Linked DNA regions of Homo sapiens: region 1 is linked to region 2. A link is a contact called in ENCODE Hi-C or POLR2A ChIA-PET data. All regions are on one chromosome and are shown on one strand. Each heading gives the region's core, a stretch centred on a gene start or an enhancer-like site at or near the end of the contact. The rest is flanking DNA. Distances are from core to core; before and after follow the strand shown. Region 1 overlaps LTBP1 (latent transforming growth factor beta binding protein 1). Region 2 overlaps LTBP1 (latent transforming growth factor beta binding protein 1).

Evidence for each region. A loop is a pair of places that touch in the nucleus more often than their neighbours do. ChIA-PET counts read pairs that join two places held with the same protein, here RNA polymerase II (POLR2A). Pooled maps may share reads with other maps.
Region 1: a map with no recorded cell type shows a loop between it and region 2 (3-fold over the local background). The contact joins two enhancer-like sites. A Hi-C loop is called at or near these places in 10 of 37 single-sample maps with no recorded cell type and 5 of 50 pooled maps. POLR2A ChIA-PET finds 5 or more read pairs at or near these places in 2 of 52 experiments (activated T-cell and common myeloid progenitor, CD34-positive).

What each region holds. Positions count from the first base shown.
Region 1 is chr2:33,320,186-33,325,636 of GRCh38, forward strand. The region is part of intron 24 of LTBP1 (latent transforming growth factor beta binding protein 1); the gene reads left to right. Among named protein-coding and RNA genes, the nearest start is that of MIR4430, 96 kb to the right of the region's middle. Within about 2 kb of position 2,130, at least 5 of the 41 ENCODE cell types and tissues checked have a DNase peak (open chromatin) inside an H3K27ac peak, as active enhancers do.
Region 2 is chr2:33,208,193-33,214,299 of GRCh38, forward strand. All of the region lies in intron 7 of LTBP1 (latent transforming growth factor beta binding protein 1), which reads left to right. Among named protein-coding and RNA genes, the nearest start is that of MIR4430, 210 kb to the right of the region's middle. Within about 2 kb of position 2,604, at least 7 of the 41 ENCODE cell types and tissues checked have a DNase peak (open chromatin) inside an H3K27ac peak, as active enhancers do.

The sequences.
Region 1 (5,451 bases), core at 880-3,379, 110 kb after region 2:
TGGTGAAACCCTGTCTCTACTAAAAATACAAAAATTAGCTGGTTGTGGCCGTGCACACCTGTAATTCCAGCTACTCAGGAAGCTGATGCACGTGAATTGCTTGAACATGGGAACTGGAAGTTGCAGTGAGCCAAGGTCACACCACTGCACTCCACCCTGGTGACAGAGCAAGACTGCCTCAAAAAGAAAAAAAAGCGTGATAAACTCTGTGAAAAAAAAAAAAAAAGAAAAGGTAGAGCACAATATGGGGGACCTGAAGGGTAGAGAAAGAAGTGGAAAGCTGCTTTGATGCTAACTGGGGTGGTCAGAATCGGCTTTTCTGCTTCTGTAAGTGAAAGAAATACTGAAATTTTCTGAGTGAAGAAATGAAGCCATATGAAGTGCCTGTCATGTTCAAACTGGTCTTCTACTGGCGAAGTGATAAAAGCCCATCAATAAATAGGTAAGGGAGCATGAGATGGCAGCCGAGGACTTTCTTGCAGCTGTCAACATGAATTCTATTGTCCAGACAAGAATAGAAAATCAGATAAAGTACAACGCCAAGAGTTGTAAACACTTGATGTAAACTATGGACTTTGGATGATAATGATGTAAGAGTTCATCAGTCATAACAACTGTATGTACCAGTCTGGTGCAGGAGACTGGCAGTGGTAGATGCTGGGGGCTGGTGTGAGGAAGACAGGATATAAATGAAAACTCTCTGTGTAATCTTATTGGGAACCTAAAACTGCTCTTAAAGTCTTTTTGAAAACTCAGACATATTTTTGGCATTACCTTTTTTTTATTGGAAAGGAAAAATGAAAACCTTTCATTTTATTAATAATTCTATATTCCACTCCTGTATTTTCTTCTCTTGGATGATGATGGTGATATTATTTCTCACTTTTCAAAATAATACCCTGGACTGAGTATGGGATCAGCAGCTTCTCCTCCTAGTTTTCAAAAATGATTCTACTATTTGATTGAAAAATTGAGCACTGCAAGACTGGAAGAGGGCTTCTTGTCACATCTAGCCTGAACTCTGACTCCCACAGTATACCCAAAGTATTCAGGAATCAAGTCCTATTGCTAAACATCTATAGAGACTCTAACCCCATAACCTTCTTAGGTATTTACTATAAATCACTCCTTGCTTACACATTCATCTGAAATGGAAACCGGTAAAAATTGCCAATGCGTTGACGTGTACTGAAAGTAGTGATATCACAACCGAGAGAAGGTGGATTCAAACTCTCAGGCTAATTTTGTATTCATTGGGAACCAGAAAACACAAGAAAGACAACATTGCCAAATCAAAAAAGTAACAAATTGGGAGCAGACGTGGGGTTTGTTTTCACACTTCTAGGTACATTTTCTATGAACGGGGGAGAATGAAAGCATAAAGCCGTGGACAGTGCCCCAAGGCAGTTGGTGGTTTTGTGGCATGGATATAGAACTTTATATCTGTCACCAAATAGAAAATGCTTTTGAAAATGACTCAGCCAAGTGGGATGCTGAAGAACTCTGATGCAGTAATGTGTTACATGTGGTGTGCTTAGCCCAAGATTTTCAGGTTTTTAAGAGTTTTCGGGTCTGAAACTGAAAACTGTACTAAGAGATGATGATTTTAGTATTTCTTAGTAGAGAGAATTTTAACAACAGAATCCACTCTCTTCCATGTGTAAAAAGAAAAAGGATCATACAACATTCTAGGTAAAGAAAGAAAGTGGCTTCCAGCTATAAAAGCTACTGTTCACACTCACTCTTCCTGTGAATGTACTTCTGCAGAAGTGAGTGAAAATGAATGTTTAAATCATTAGGGAGAAAGCTGAGGAAATTTTTCTGGAATGAGTTGCTTTTGGACTTGAAATGCAGATTTTCCATGCATTGCTTGATTGTCTTCCATATATCAACATTTGTATAAAGAAATTCATAATAGTAGCAAAAAATTTGAGATCTCTTCCTAAGCCTTTTTTTTTTTTTATCACTGCTGACCTTTTCAAACCCCAGAGCTATGGAAATCATCTGTTCATAGAAGGAGAAGTAAACACTTGCCTTGCAGCCAAAAAATAGGCAGAAGACTGCCAGAAAGTGAAGTCTGTGACTAGGCTAGCTGACCTTGCATACCGTATGCTGACATCCACTCATGCTCTGGTGCTGGGCGTCCTACATCTGACTCCTTTGATGTCAACAACCCGAGTCCTTTTTAGATCATGGAAGGTTATTGTAAGCAGTGTTTTTGTACTTGAGACCTAAACTGTAATGCTTCATACACATATTCCAGAAACAGTTACTTTTTAGACATGTGATAGAATATTAAGCAACTATCTTGGTCTCCCACTATGAGTGGACTGGAGATACATTATATATCTGATTGCATGATTTTATTAAAACAGTAGCAAGAATAATGTATAATAGCATTCACTGAGTTCTTATTACAAGCCAGGCACTATGCTAAGTGCATTGCACCTGTCTTCTCATTTAATCTTCACAATAAATCTGTAAGTAGGTTAAGTATTAATTGGTTTAATTTTGGCTGCAACAAACAGCTTAGAATGAGGGCATTTATTATACGAATGAGAAGTATAGTACAAGATTGTTACCTCTTGCCTCCTGTAGGTCCGTATTTAAATGCTGTTTCCTTAGTGAACCGGTTTCTGACCGTTCTTTCTCAGATTCACTCACCGTGTAATGAATGAATTAATTCACTTCCTGTTCTTTTTTCCTTTTGCTTTTTTTATTTCTTTACCACCTTATTCTACTTCTTTACCTTGTTTATTGTTCTTTGTCACACTCCATTGCTAGACTTTAAGGCCAGTGAGATCGGGATTGTTTTCTGTATTTTTTACAGCTCTGTATGCCATTGGGAATACAGATGCTACTCAATTTATGATAGGGTTATGTCCTCATAAATGGAAAGTCAAAAATGCATCAAATACACCTAACCTACCGAACATTATAGCTTAGCCTAGCCTGCTTCTAGCACATTCTAAACGTGCTCAGAACACTTACACTAGCCTATAGTTAGGCAAAACCATCTAGTACAAAAAAAACCCGATTTTATAATAAAGTGTTGAATATCTCATGTAATTTATTGTACTGAAAGTGAACAGAATGGTTATATGGGAACTCGAAGTACAGTTTCTACTGAATGCATATTGCTCCTGTACCTTCATAAAGTAAAAAAATCGACTAGGCGCGGTAGCTCACACCTGTAATCCCAGCACTTTGGGAGGCCGAAACAGGCAGATCACCTGAAGTCAGGAGTTCGAGACCAGCATGGCCAACATGATGAAACCCCATCTCTACTAAAAATGCAAAAAATTACCCAGATGTGGTGGCACACACCTATAGTCCAGCTACTTGCGAGGCTGAGGAAGGAGAATCGCATGAGCCTGGGAGGCGAGTGAGCTGAGATCACACCATTGCATTTCAGCCTGGGTGACAGAGCAAGACTCCGTCTCAAAACAAACAAACAAACAAAAAATCATAAGTGGAACTATCCTAATTTGGAGACCATCTGTAATTAGTTGGGGCACAATACGCATTTGGCAAATGAATCAAGGGAGGAAGGGACAGTCTGTAGCTCATCCTGGAGTACTAGGAAACATTCTTAATAAGATTACTCCAAACTGAATGTGATGTACACTTCTGTGAAGCCTTCCCTATTTTTTGAAGACTTAATTCTCTAATGCACACCCTGCATAACTACTGGGTGTAGTAGTGGCTAAGAAGTTATGCTGGTGAGTTTGGCTACATGGGCTTGAACTCTTGTTCCAGCACTTCTAAGCTGTGTGAACTTGGTGAGTGCTTCAGTTCCCTCTCTGTATAGTAAGAATAATAATAGCACCTACATGGAGTTGATGTGTGTTGGCAAGTATCCGCCGAGAATGGAGTAGCCCATAGAACATACTCAATGAATGTGAGCTATTGTTACTATTTTAGCATTTCTTATACTGGTACCTTAGTTACAGCAGTCCTTCCTTATCTGCAGTTTTACTTCATGTGGTTTTAGTTACCATGGTCAACCACAGCCTACAAATATTATAGTATTTTGAGAGAGACTACAATCACATAACTTTTGTTACAGTATATTGTTATAATTGTTATAACAATTGTTATAATTGTTATAATTTTAATTATAATATAATCACAGTATATTATTACTATTAATTCTTACTGTGCCTAATTTATAAATTAAACTTTATCATAGGTATGTATGTATGTATGTATGTATGTATATATATGGAAAAAAACACAGTATATATATATGGTTCAGTACTATTTGTGGTTCCAGGCACCCACGGGGGATTTTGGAACACATCCTCCACCAATGAAAAGGAATGATTGCATTGTCATTGGTTTCCTTATTATGTGAGCATCTAAAAGGAGGGAAACATTTAACAACTATTTTATTTTTATATTGTCAATGCTTACAACATATATAACATGCAGATTAAATACATACTTGTGAATGAAATTGTATGGTATTTCCAAGTTCATGTCCTGATATTGATGAATTACTGTATTCTATCTTTTTTTTTTTTTTTTTTTTGAGACGGAGTCTCCTTCTGTCACCCAGGCTGGAGTGCAGTAGCGTGATCTCGGCTCACTGCAACCTCCGCTTCCTGGGTTCAAGTGATTCTCCTGCCTCACCCTCCTGAGTAGCTGGGACTACAGGCATGTGCCACCACACCCGACTAATTTTGTTTGTTTGTTTTTAGTAGAGACAGGGTTTCACTCTGTTAGCCGGGATGGTCTCTATCTTCTGACCTTGTAATCCACCCACCTCGGCCTCCCAAAGTGCTGAGATTACAGGCGTGAGCCACCGCACCTGGCCTCTATTTTTAAACCCCATATTTATTTTAAATCATATAGAATATAGTGTAGTAATTCATTTATATATAATTTGCTTTAATTCTTCACCCTTTGTTTTCCCTGAGAGTTTCATATGACTCTTTTCCATTCACCCACAAAGTAGTTCCAGCTTTAAGTCATTCCCTGTATCAAGGGCTAGTAAGCTGACAGCCAGCACTGATGCTTGTTTGCATTTGAGCATTGGAGCTCTTATTTCTAGAGGTACACTGTCTATTTTCTGTGGTTTTATAACTGATCTTTCTTGGCCTCCTATTTGAATATAGAAAGAGAAAAATTAGAAAATATAGAAAAAAGTGAGAATTTTTTGGCTGATTTTATGTTGCCTCTGAGGCCTAAGTGTCAAAAAGATGAATCTGGGGTTTGATATGTTTGGCCTGTCTGTAGGGCTTTCTCCCAGTCCTCACTGGCAGCACCTTTTAGTGTAAGAAAAGCTGTATGAAAAGAGAAAGCGTACAGCATGGATCTAAATTTAGAAGACATTTATTTTTCTTAATCCCAGATATAAATACGTAAAACTATTACATTAATTCCGAGACTATCCAGTGGTTATATATAATTATGTAAAGACAAAGTAATAGAGCCTTTTAAAAACTT
Region 2 (6,107 bases), core at 1,354-3,853:
AGGTGAGGATGGCACCTGCATGGGTGGAATAATTTATGGGACATACCTGTACAGTGTAGGTTGATGGATTATAATGTGACTTTATAATGGTCACAGCCCAGTACACCCAAGATCTGCATTTCCATGACCATCTTGAATCATTTCTGAGATCTTGCCTATTGATAATTATATCATTCATTATAGCTACCCAATATAATCTAGAATCGAGCCATTTAAGAGCTGTAACTCTTCTCAGGAAGGTAGAGCTGCCCTTTGTGTGTACAGGTTAGCAGGAAAGGGCTGGCATGACGTAGGGTGAGGAAAAGGCAGCCCATTATTATGGTTATCCTTGATTAGGTTGGCCTAGGTCAGGGTATGAGGATACCACCAGGCAGGCTGTGGCAGCATGGAATCTAATGTATCAACCTGGCAGGCAGGGGGCACCTGAGGAACACCGACCTTCATAGGATTGCCCTGCCACGTAGCTCCTTGGCTGCCCTCAGCCCTGCCCTGGAGCTTTCATAAAATCATAGAACTTGGGCACTTAAATGAGTATTAGCAAGTAGTCTGTCCTTACAATTTTATGGGTTGATGCAACTAACATCCAGAGAGGTAGATCAGTTTGCAGTTGAGTTTGTGTGGGAGGTGGGGAGTAAAACTGAAGATTTTAGTGTCTAGTCCAGTCTTGCTACTATTTTTTTTTTTTTTTTTTTTGAGATGGAGTCTCGCTCTGTCTCCCAGGCTGGAGTGCAGTGGCGCGATCTCGGCTGACTGCAAGCTCCGCCTCCCAGGTTCAAGCAATTCTCCTGCCTCAGCCTCCCAAGTAGCTGGGATTACAGGCGCCCGCCACCAAGCTTGGCTATTTTTTTGTGTGTGTTTTTAGTAGAGACTGGGTTTCACCATGTTGGCCAGGCTGGTTTCGAACTCCTGACCTCAAGTGACCCGCCTGCCTTGGCCTCCCAAAGTGCTGGGATTACAGGTGTGAGCCACCGCACCTGGCCAGTCTTTCTACTATTGCACCCTGACTCTTAGGCCATTTCTTCTAGGGATGGAGGATTCACAAGAAACCATTGCTATCTAAACCTGAAAGGACAGCTATATTCTCTGGGACCTGACTTAGTTAGAGAGTCGCATGCTGTGTGGTGTTTTGTGATTGGGCCATGGATCCTTGAGGGGAAGGAGCACAGTGAGCTCCATTGCTGTTGCTTCATGGTCTTGGTTCTCTGGCACCAAAACATAGCACCATGACAAGTACGATCGTGATGTCCCCAAAGTGAAATCATCTGCCGCTTGAACGTCAATATTTACAAGTTGAATTATTGGAATTCCATGATACCATGTTGTGCTTCTTAAGCAGAGTTAAAATGAAATCTATACAATGACATGCCCTCCACAGCATTAATTCACTGAGTATTTCTTTACTAGCCAGAGCACTTTTGAGAAAACCTGAATATTTTTAGCAAGGTCTTAAGAATATCTTTTTCTTTTATTTCTATATCTAACTTACGTGTTTATTTTATACATCTCTTATCTGTAGGCTGAATCTGGGATATTGTATATCGAATAACTACTAGATTAATTGCTCTTTTGTTAAATAAGCCCAGGTTTTTAAAGGAGGAGCCTGGGGGAAGAGATCTAATACAAGCCCAGTGGGGCTTGGCCATATGGCTGTCTCACATACAGTCCGTCTCACATGTGTTGTCTCAGTCCACTCAAGAGCTCCATGAAAAACGGATGTCTCTAGTGCCATTTTATAGAAGACAAAATAGGCAGAGAGACGTTGAGAGTTTTGCCTATAGTCATGGAGGTGGTAATTGGTAAAGTGAAGATGTGAATGTTTTTCTATTTTCAAAAGCTGCCCTCTTGCCATTTACCCAGTTGTGGGTCATCCTTACATTGCTTTTCACTGAGTTCAAGGGGAATGTGGTTGTGCAGAAAAGTCTGTTTCCTGTTCATAATGTGCTAATGCTGCAAGGCAAGTAGATATCTGGGAGTTTGCTTTGTGTTCAGAAGTCTTTTTGCTGTGGCTGGACAGCATTTGTTGAGATAAGATATTATTCGTGCTGAACTTAACTCCTTTCTGCTGTTTGTTTGAGAAAAAGTACAGTCAATGGGCCTCCAATCATCTAATTTCAAATTTTTGTCCTCTTGTTATTCCTGATTATGTTTATCTCCAGTATAGTTTCTTCCTTTTCCTCCCTGTGAATGATATACTTTGTCCTGGTAATTCTTTTTTACATTTCAGGGGAAGTACTAGATATAGAACACTTTACCTTTATAAAAACATTATCTCTTTCTCCTTTTCCTCCTCTTCATCCTCATCAGTCTTTCTGTACTTACCATTGTTTCAAAGATGCTAATTATTTAATTGGAAGCAATATAAACTTTTTTGCTTTGAGAAAAGGAACTATGATGCTTCTTTTCCCCTGTTTCCTGGTTGATTTTTATATCCAACTGTACATCTAATCTCAAATTTGGAAAACCCTCCATGGTTTAGCTCCACATCTTCTCTGACTCTGCACACCCACTCTTTGTTCCTTCGTATTGACCTGCCTTCCCCTGTCTTTACCCTCCTCCGTTGCCACTGGCTTTTCTCCCAGCTGGTGGTTGGTGTTATGCTTAGCTAGAGCTGTTCCATCTCTTTGGAATCTCTCTCCCCAGTAGAGCCATTGAGTCACTTCCTTGTTTCAGTTCTTGCCTAAACACAGTCCTACTTACTCTTGCAAGAGTTACAATGAATCAGACTTCTGTTTTATTTCATGTTTTCCCTCAGTGCAGTCTCTACAAGTATTTTTTGAAACCTGTATCACTTTAACGTTTTGGGTTCTCTCCTTTGGCTCTAAAAGATGTTCTCTACTGAAACTTAAAATATTTTATACTTTATTATATAATAGTCCTTCATAGCATAATAAAATGAGTTATATACATGTAATGAAGACAATTAATAAGAGTATTTCAGTTTATCATTTTTTAGTGTTTTAAATAGTAAGATTAAGTAGTAGGTTCCTGACATGTGGCTATCTTTATGGAGTGGCCCTTTTAATAGTTAAATATCTGAAGACTTTTAATAAATGTGTCCTGAGAGTTTATCAAATGGCTAGTACTTTAATGCTGGTTATAGGTTTTACCCACACCAGGCACCAGTTGAGGAGGATGATTGGGGCCTGGAGTCCAGCCCATGCTCTGCTCATCCAACTCCATGTCCTGATGCAGGTCACATCCTACAGCTGCCCTTTTCTAATCCCCACACAGGGGTTGATGGAGTCCCAGTATCTGGGATTGGACAAGCATCATTTAATCTCACAATCCTTTGGGGTTGGGATTACTGGCTCAGAGAGGTTGGATGATTTGCTGAACTTCTCACTGCTAGTAAGAAGTTTCTGGGATTTCAATCCAAGTCTAATGACTCCAGTCCAGCACTCTTTTCTTACCACCACTGCTGGATCCTCCTTCCCCAGGACTCTGCACAGTGCAGCAAACACTCTTGGAATGAGGGTACGTTGTAGGCACTATAGGTACCAGCGATTTTAATACGTGAAAATTAAATCTTATAAAACCTTATGAAACCATATTCCACCATCTATCACAATCTCTTCAAATCATCATTCAGCCTCTGAAGCAACTCCAGTGGGGAGTTTTTAATTGACAAAAATTGTAATCCTTGGTTACCAGATAAGTTTTGAACTATCTTTCCTCTCACATTGATAGGCAGATGTAAAAGTGTCTATGATCACAGCCCAACTTTGAATATCAGGGAAGTGCTACAGTATTACCTCAAAAATGAGATTAAAGTCTGAAGATATGTGTTCCCAGTCAGGCCAAGATTTAGATACATACATTACCCTGCAATCTGTAATTTTTGATGACTAGCTTCAAAATTAAAGGTTTTTTTCACTATTGCTTATAATAATTTTGTGTTGTAAATGTAGTAACATGGATATTTGTGGAATAATTGTAATGATTCTTGAACAGCCTTACCTTCTGCATCACAGTGTTCATACAGATGTGCACATAGGAAGGGTTGAAAAGTTATTTTCATGCACTCAGTGTTCCAGGAATCATGACCAGTGCACTGCTGAATCAAGGCTGGGAGTAGCTTTGTTTGTTTTTCTTCCTTTTGCCTTATTTGTATAAGTGCTGTAGTTAGAGGCCCAGGCAGCATGAGCAACTCTAGAGATGTGGAAATGAGGGAGGAGGAGATAAGACAAAAGGAGGTGGTTAGGAGGCCGTCTGCCTAGACGCAGTCCTATTATAGATGTGAGAGCAGCAGAAACACTTGAGTTTTGCTGTGGTGTGTAGTAACTTGTATTTCCTAGATGGGATAATGTAACCTATCAGTATGTAGTGACCACAGAACCTTAGACCTTGCAGAAATCGTAAAGGTCATCTGCTTCATATCCTGGGCATCCCTGAGAGATGGGTTTCCATGGTCAGCTCCTAGTGAAGTCAGCATCTTCCACTGTTAAGGAGCATTAACTGTTGAAAAGATCTTCTGCTTAATGAGGTTGAATCCACTCTTTCTATGATTTGTAGCCTTTAGTCCTGCCAATACAAGTTAAGCATCCCAAATCCAACAATCTGAAATCCAAAATGCTCCAGAATCCAAAATGTTTTGAGTACCAACATAACACTCCAAGGAAATGCTCGTTGGAACAATTTAGATTTTGTACTTTTGGATTTGGGATGCTCAACTGGTATTTTCAAATATTCTAAAATCTGAAAATAACTAACATCTAAAATACTTCTAGTCCCAAGCGTTTTAGATCAGAGATCCTCAACCTGGACCTTCATCGTGCAACAGGCTTCCTCTTGCTCAGGGTATCTGAACACTGCCATCATGTCTGCACGTAGTCTCACCGTTCCGCCTTTCCTCAGTTGATCCTTACAGGACCTGGTTGCCAGAACTTTCATTTCTCTGCTTGCACTGCTTCATCTAGGTCATGCATGGGCTGAATCCTGGGACAGCTGTGTAGGGTTGTAGTGTCCCTTAATCTGCAGCCCAAGGTTGTGTGAGCTTTTTGAGGCACTGTAGCTTGTTTGACCCAATAGGATTTTTGTTTTGGATTTGATTTAGCTAAATATTGGGTTGTAAATTTAGCACATTTCTCCAGGATTACTTATTCGTAAGACACATCCTGAAATGATAAGGCTTTCCATGTTAATGTAGTGAATAATTCACAAAGGAGGAATTCCATTTGTGTTTTTAACTTGTAAAACATCACCTCAATCTGTGCGTAAAAATATAGTTAGCGTGAGCCTATATCTGTGTGATTACATCTCACCAGAAAGCAGAACCTAACAGTCATAGACAAGGATTTTCTGAATGCTGATCTCATCCTATTCCATGTGATTCTCTTCAGTGTGGCCTTTTGGTGTGGGAGAGAGAAGATCTTTCCTCTACCTTCTTTTCCTGTAGGCATTTCCTACATCCAGGTGAGACCCTATGGTGTTCAGTGGTCTCTTGGGTGAGAGCCCTGAGTATGGCCACAGAGATCTCTCAGATGGAGTTTCTGGCTGCACATCGAAGCCTCTTCATAGTTAAATAACTGAAGGGCATATGTAGAACTTTGAGTCTTGTTATAACTGTGACTTCATCTCTTGTAGCTTATTCTTATACTGTGCAGACCCAGTTTCAAGACACACACAGTGTTGTGGTACCACCTACACTACCATTTATTTAAACAATTTGGATGGCTTATGCTGCTCTTGGCTGTGGACCTGCAAAAACAAAGCCATGGGATAAAGCGGCCTGAATCATGTAATGAAAACCTTGTACCTTTCTGGAGGCCCTGTTGAGAAAAAATGATTTATTTTTGCCCTACCAAATAAAACATTCTAGGAATCCAAGGTGAAAATTGGATTTTAACTGCTACTAACATTTTAAGCATATAAAATCAGCAAGTGTTGAGTGTTTCGCTTGATTAGGAGATGAACCTAAAGAGTCCAGTACAAGAATGATCTGCATATGATGTGAACTGGTGTCTTACATAAATTTTATAAAACTGGAAATAAACCCTAAGCATGCTTTGGCAGCCAGGTTGCAACGGTGGGGACCTCTGTGTTTTTACAGAATCATTTTGTTCCCAGTCTTAGGCCTGGGTCATTGTTCGCCTTTCCTCCCTTCAGTC